Regions from separate parts of the Mus musculus genome. Here region 2 is linked to region 1. A link is a loop called in an ENCODE intact Hi-C map of the cell type or tissue named here. Cell type or tissue: left cerebral cortex. All regions are shown on one strand. Links, peaks and the distances in the headings refer to the core of each region. The heading gives the core; the rest is flanking DNA.

Region 1 (2,904 bases), core at 302-2,801:
GGGCAGCGGATGGCTGAGTAGGACAGGCTGCTCATCCAACTCAAACAATGGTTTGTTATCTTAAGGAACAAGGAAAAGAAACAAACAAACCTTGGAAGTGTTTGCTACTGTAGAACGTCACAGGAGAGTGACAGAAAGCACGGGGCAGGGATTTCAAATTCTGATGCAGGTAGGGTCCCTTGGTGGTGTGGGTCCCCTGCTCATGGCCAGTAGAGACAAAGGTCTGCCATCTCCTGGGATGAAAGGTCAAGAGATTTGGACTTCTCCAACTCAAACAGGACCTGTCACCTCGTGTCATGTACACTTCTTACCCAGGAAGCCTTTCTCAAGAGTTGTTCCTTAAAGCCATCCTGGATCCTGCAACGGGATCTTTATAAATGATGTCGTGAGGACCACAGGGGCTTTCAGGGAAAGCATGCTGTAAGCTAGCCTTGGTCCCTCTGCACATCCTGAAGGCTGCTCTGTTCTGGTCCACCATGGTACTGCCTTCTGCACTGGGTGGGATGTCAGAGAGGAATGTGTGTTCCTTATTCCTTTAACACTGCATTGTACTATGCCAAGTGTTCACTTTAGTGTCCATCATTCTTTCTATATTCCCCAGATTTTTCATGGGTGATAAAAAAAATGAAAAATATTTTTATCAGCCAGGCAGTGGTGGTACACTGATTTAATCCCAGCACTGGGGAGGCCAGCTTGGTCTACAGAGTTGAGTTTCAGGACACCCAGGGATTTATTTCTTTCTTAGAAAGAAAGAAAGGAAGAAAGAAAGAAAGAAAGAAAGAAAGAGAGAGAGAGAGAAAGAAAGACAGACAGACAGACAGACAGACAGACAGACAGAGAGGGGGGCTGGAAAGATTACTTAGGTGTTACAACAAACACTTGCTGCTCTTGCAACCTGGCTTCAGTTCCAAGTACTCAGAAGGTAGCTTACAACCATCTCTACTTCCAAGGGATCCACTGACATCTTCCTGCCCCCTTGGGATCCAGGCACACACACACACACATGCAGGCAAAGAACTCAGTACACATAAAACAAAACCAAAAATCTCTTCTTTTTAAAAAAAAAAATTCTTTAAAGAAACCAAAGATTAAGGGAGAAATAGGGAGAGGATGTGACAGGCAGTTCCCAAGAGAAACCTCAAATGGCTGGAGGAGTGAGCCCATGGTGTGTGGGCTACTTCACCGGTCCAGCTGAGAGCCCTGCACTGTGAGCAGTCTGTGAGTACAGCCCCCAGCAGCCTCCTGGAAGATCATCCCAATAACAGGACAAGCAGATGGAGGACATCTCTCAGGTGATGAGGGCTTTCCTAACACCCTCAAAGCCCTGGGGAGAACCCCAGCACCACAGAAACTGGGGGTTGTCTTGTGATGTAACCCCAACACTTGGAAGGCAGAGACAGGAGAATCAGCTAAGGATGGAGTTTGAGGCCACATGAGGCCTTTTCTCAAAACAAACAAACAAACAAACAAGGTAGTATCTTTGGCGACTCCGTCAGGTTCATTCTTCAGAGATGAAAGCAGTCTAATAGGCACAGTGAGCAAAGACACTTGGTGGCGAATTTTGTCATCTCCAGAAACAAACACACAGTGGGCACTCAACAGTAGAAGGTGTGTCCCTGTGCCAGCCTAGGGGGAGTTCACAGCCGGTACGGGCTCCTGCAGTTGGGCAGGAGGTCACTAGAGGGTGCTAGGGTGCTGAGCACGGCTGGAGGCTGCTGGGCGGAGCTGATGCTCCAGCCTTGAGCACTGAGTGCCAAGCCTGAGTACTCACCATGTGTGAGAAAATGCCTTTCTTTGCAGCTTGGCTCCAGGCTGAGCCCACTTGCCTTTCTCATGCTTCTTGTGACCCGTGAGTGTGTAGGTCGTAGCCTGTGCAGGCACAGCCTGGTAAAAGACTTCTGAGGCTGGACACTGGTAAGACTCCAGGTCTACCACCCTATTCAGAAAAAGCTTATATTTCTCTTCTCCATGTTGTTCTGAAGCCTGGCCTGTAACCTTTGAGCCCGCCCCCACCCCCGTCCCCGTCCCCCCCTCCCCCGCCCCCCGGGCCTCCATGGTGTTTGTGTGTTTGAAGCTTTCTTGTAAAGCTGGTGAGAACCTTCCCCAGTCACCGACTCCCGGGCCTAAAAGGTTGCCCAATTTTCAAGCACTTACATTTTTGTTGTTGTTCATAGAGAATAAGGTGTTTGGATGAGTTTTTCTTGCCTATATTTTTCTGTAATAGTAAATGTGTGTAGATGAGCCCCACCCCCAACACGTGCCTTTAATTTTTAAAGCAAGTAATGTCTGACTTTAATGGGGGGGGGGGGGGAATATCACCTGGACTTGCCATCACGCATTTCTTTCTGCGGGAATTTCTTTGGAAGACTTTTGATCTCCTGTGGTGAAGCAGCTGCCACAGTCTGCAAGCATGCGGAATTCTGTTTTGCCCCAGCCCTCTGCATTTCCGGGGTGGGGGATGGCTGTAAAAGAAGGGTGTGGTGGCTCCTGTCCCCTCTCTGTATCTTCCTGGGATCCAGGCCTTTCAGAGTGTCAGGCATGCTGGGTTTGAACTACGAGTGCTGGCAGATAAGATTCCAGCCCTGGAAATCTGCTGCTCGGAAGGGAAGATGCAGGGATCTGATAGGAGGCAGGGTCTGGCTGAGTTCAAAGTCCACCTTTGAAGGGAGATAGTGCATAGCAGGGGCCCTGGCAGGAAGCTCACTCCCTTTCCCTCTTCCACTCAGTCTCACTCTACCAAGTCAGCCGTGGAATCTCACACCCTGCCTCCCCATGCACGTACCCTGCACATTGCAGGCAGACGCACACATACTTAAGGTCCGGAATCCGAGGGTGAGTTAGTTCCCCACCTCATCCCCTGGAGGCAGCAGGGCGAGCAGCACTGGTCACGTGGCCCTCGTCGCC
Region 2 (2,904 bases), core at 165-2,664, 66 kb after region 1:
TCCGATGTATAAAATATTCACATTATCCTTCCGCTTAAGTGCATTATTTATGTTACCATCCATGAAATATTCACATCTGACTTTGACTTCCAGTCAGCACATGTGGGTGACAGGCTGCCCTTTTCACGGTCATAGGAGCATGCAGTGCTATAGAGCAGATGTGCTCAGGGAATCTGGGGAGGTGTGGTCCACCTGGAGCTGGGACACTTCCCTCCATACACTCCCAAACTGGGGGGGGGGGAGGGGCTACAAATCGAGTAGAGGCACAGTAGGTCCACTTAACAGAATCTGACCCACAGAGTTACAGTAGGTCCACTTAACAGAATCTGACCCACATCCACAGGAGTACCTGGCTCCTAGCAGGTGACACTCAGGAGTGTGCTGGGACACAATGAGCTGCAACCCATTGCAGAAATCCAGGAGCCCCATCGGTCAGCAGCAAAGGAGGGAATGGCCCTGCAGAGCACTGCTTCCTTGGGGCCTCCTGGCAATGGTGGCTACCAGCACTCAGTTTAGAGCCCACAAGGCTAATCCCCAGAGGCACACAGGCTGGCTTGCCTAACACAGGACCTTCTGCTGCCCAGTGACCTGACTCTGTCGTCTCTATGTGGTCAGCAGAACCTGAAGGGGTGGGCACCATCTGCTGGCTTCTTGCAGAAAGGCGACACTGAACCAGGCTCCCTTATAGCAACAACAACCCTTACACCGGCTGCCTGTGGTAGCTAGGCCCACATCCCCTCCATATTCCCTTGTACCTAGTGGGTTTTGTTTTTTTTTTGTTTTTTTTTTTTTTTTTTTTTTTTGCTCAGCTGGGATTTGGGGAGGTGCAGGAAACATCGAAGTTCTTAGACAGATGGAGGCCCCAATCCTCAGACCAGCCAGACTGCCAAAGAGAAGCAGAGTCCCTGGTCTTGACCTTCATGAAGCTCTGGGTAGCCTGGCTCCCAAATTGAGGGCCTCCGGGAAGCCATATAGCAGGAAGGAGGGGCTAGAGGTTTGGTGGTCCCAACTGACCCATCTGGTGATAGCAATTTAACATGTCCCCTTAACCCCAACAGGGCTGGTCTTCAGCACCCAAGGTTGATTGGCATTGGCTTTGGTCTGGCTGGTCTGAGGATTGAAGCCTCCGTCTGTCTAAGAACTTTGATGTTTCCTACACCTCCCCCAATCCCAGCTGAGCAAAACCACTAGGTACTAGGGCAGAATTCCCAGGGAAGATGTCCAGTGCTTTCGGTACTGCCTGTGGCCAGTCTGCTTGGGACTGAGATTTGGAGTGTGGCAGGGAGGACAGGGAGAGCTAGACTCTTAGGCTTTGCTGGGTCACTTTAAGAAACTAGATTTTGAGCAGGCAACAACAAACCCCCGCTCTGCTTCCCCCACCCCGCACCCCCCCTGTTTCGTGCCCCAGAATGATATTAACGCTATCTCTAGGTACGGTCTTAAAACAGCAGAGTCCTGAACAACTCTCAGCTGCTCCCCACCTCAAGAGCACTTCAGCCTTTAGAACTTCCCAGGGTGGGGTCACAGGCAGGAGGAGGCTGTGCCACCTTGGGTGGTCTTCCCTTAGCCTCCAGCAGGAAGGGACCCGACAGTGCAGTGGCGCCACCTGCCGACACTTCGCAGTATTGCATAGATCCAGAGAGGGGAATCCAGGCTCAGGGCTGACAGGTCCAAGAGAAAGGAATACAATCACCTCTTCTCAGATTAAGTATCTAAGAAAAGTGAGCACTTTTTTAAGACAAGAGAGAGGGGTGTCCTGGAAAATCCCCAAGGTAAGGTTCTGGGCAGCTAGGGTGAAGTTGGAGAGGCACTAGGTAGAGGGGCCATGGACAAACAGAAGAAGGGACAGCCTGTGACCAGTGTTGTGAGGCGAGAGCCAGGCAAAGGTCTAGGGGCTGCATGTGGATTTGATTTCATGATAAATGTACATATTTTGGAACTTTGGGGGCTGAGCTTAAGAACTTTTCTAAAGCAGAGACTGTCAACCTCAAAGATTAAGAGACGGCATAGCATCTCAGGGATACCGGCATGGGGTAGAGACACAATGCCAGTGGCCCGATGGATATGGAGTGTTAGATGCTTGGACCCTGGGTGGGTCAGTTCTCTAGCCCTGGTTTCCAGGGTGCTCCGCCAGGGTAGTTCAGAGAGGCTCCATTGTGCTGCAGGTGGGAGCTGGGGAGTGGTAGCAACATGGCTGCCAAGGTTTTCATGTCTCTCCTTAGCTGTGCAAACTGGCTAGAAGTAGCATAGCCCCAGTTCACACAGACCTGTGGGGGGTACCTCTTCCTGGATGCAGAGTCCCAGAGAACAGTCATGGGACCATCCTGCGGGACACGGAACTGGAGTGGCATAGCCATGAGGGCACAGACATGAGGGAGCACACTTCCGGGGAGCTAGGGCAAATGGGCTACACCTCTGGGGCTGCAGAGCTTGGCTCTGACGCCAGGGCATCCAAGGTCAATGCAGTCATCCTGGGGGAGTGGGGGAGGGTGTTTTCAAAGAAGCTGAGTTGTAACAAACATCTCACACTGAGTCCTTGGCACAGGGTGTGCAGGTCCTGGGAGAGGAACGAGGTGACATCTTCATTTCCATAGCAACCCGGATGCTTGGCAGGGTGACAGCGGGGCTCAGAGGTGGCAGGTGCACATGGGTGAGCCACGTGAAGAGCCCAGCCTGCTCAGGCAAGTTAGGGAGGCTGCTTTCTATACCAGGGCCCAGGTTCAGCCCACATTCAATCGGGTCCCAAGGGCTTCCTGACATTTGTCCCAGGATTCTGTGGCCCTGAGAGCCTATGCCAGAGCTAAGGCCACTGTTATTATGCCTGTCTGTAGCCTTGTTCCAACACTCTGGCCCTGGTCTGCTGAGCTACTCAGCTTCTTGGCACATGGGTGGACTGGTCAGTGC

Evidence for each region. Hi-C counts contacts between places; a loop is a spot of excess contacts. Peaks named below come from ENCODE experiments on the same cell type or tissue, not always from the same donor. Only the 100,000 strongest peaks of a DNase experiment are listed, where the experiment ranks them.
Region 2: it touches region 1 in a loop (6-fold over the local background); 34 of 42 quality-filtered maps call a loop at or near these places.

Annotation. Positions count from the first base shown.
Region 1 is chr7:139,232,178-139,235,081 of GRCm38, forward strand. The region is part of intron 8 of Lrrc27 (leucine rich repeat containing 27); the gene reads left to right. It overlaps Gm32315 (a long non-coding RNA gene), which reads right to left. Exons shown (of 3, transcript XR_389962.4): 1 at 2,320-2,904; 2 at 2,155-2,215; 3 at 812-1,936. Among named protein-coding and RNA genes, the nearest start is that of Gm32315, 1.5 kb to the right of the region's middle. In left cerebral cortex, for the core only: a CTCF peak has its summit at 1,679 (motif pointing right); a DNase peak (open chromatin) is centred at 1,707.
Region 2 is chr7:139,298,049-139,300,952 of GRCm38, forward strand. No RefSeq gene overlaps it. Among named protein-coding and RNA genes, the nearest start is that of Gm32486, 2.6 kb to the left of the region's middle. In left cerebral cortex, for the core only: CTCF peaks have their summits at 645 (motif pointing left) and 1,608 (motif pointing left); DNase peaks (open chromatin) are centred at 1,613 and 2,605.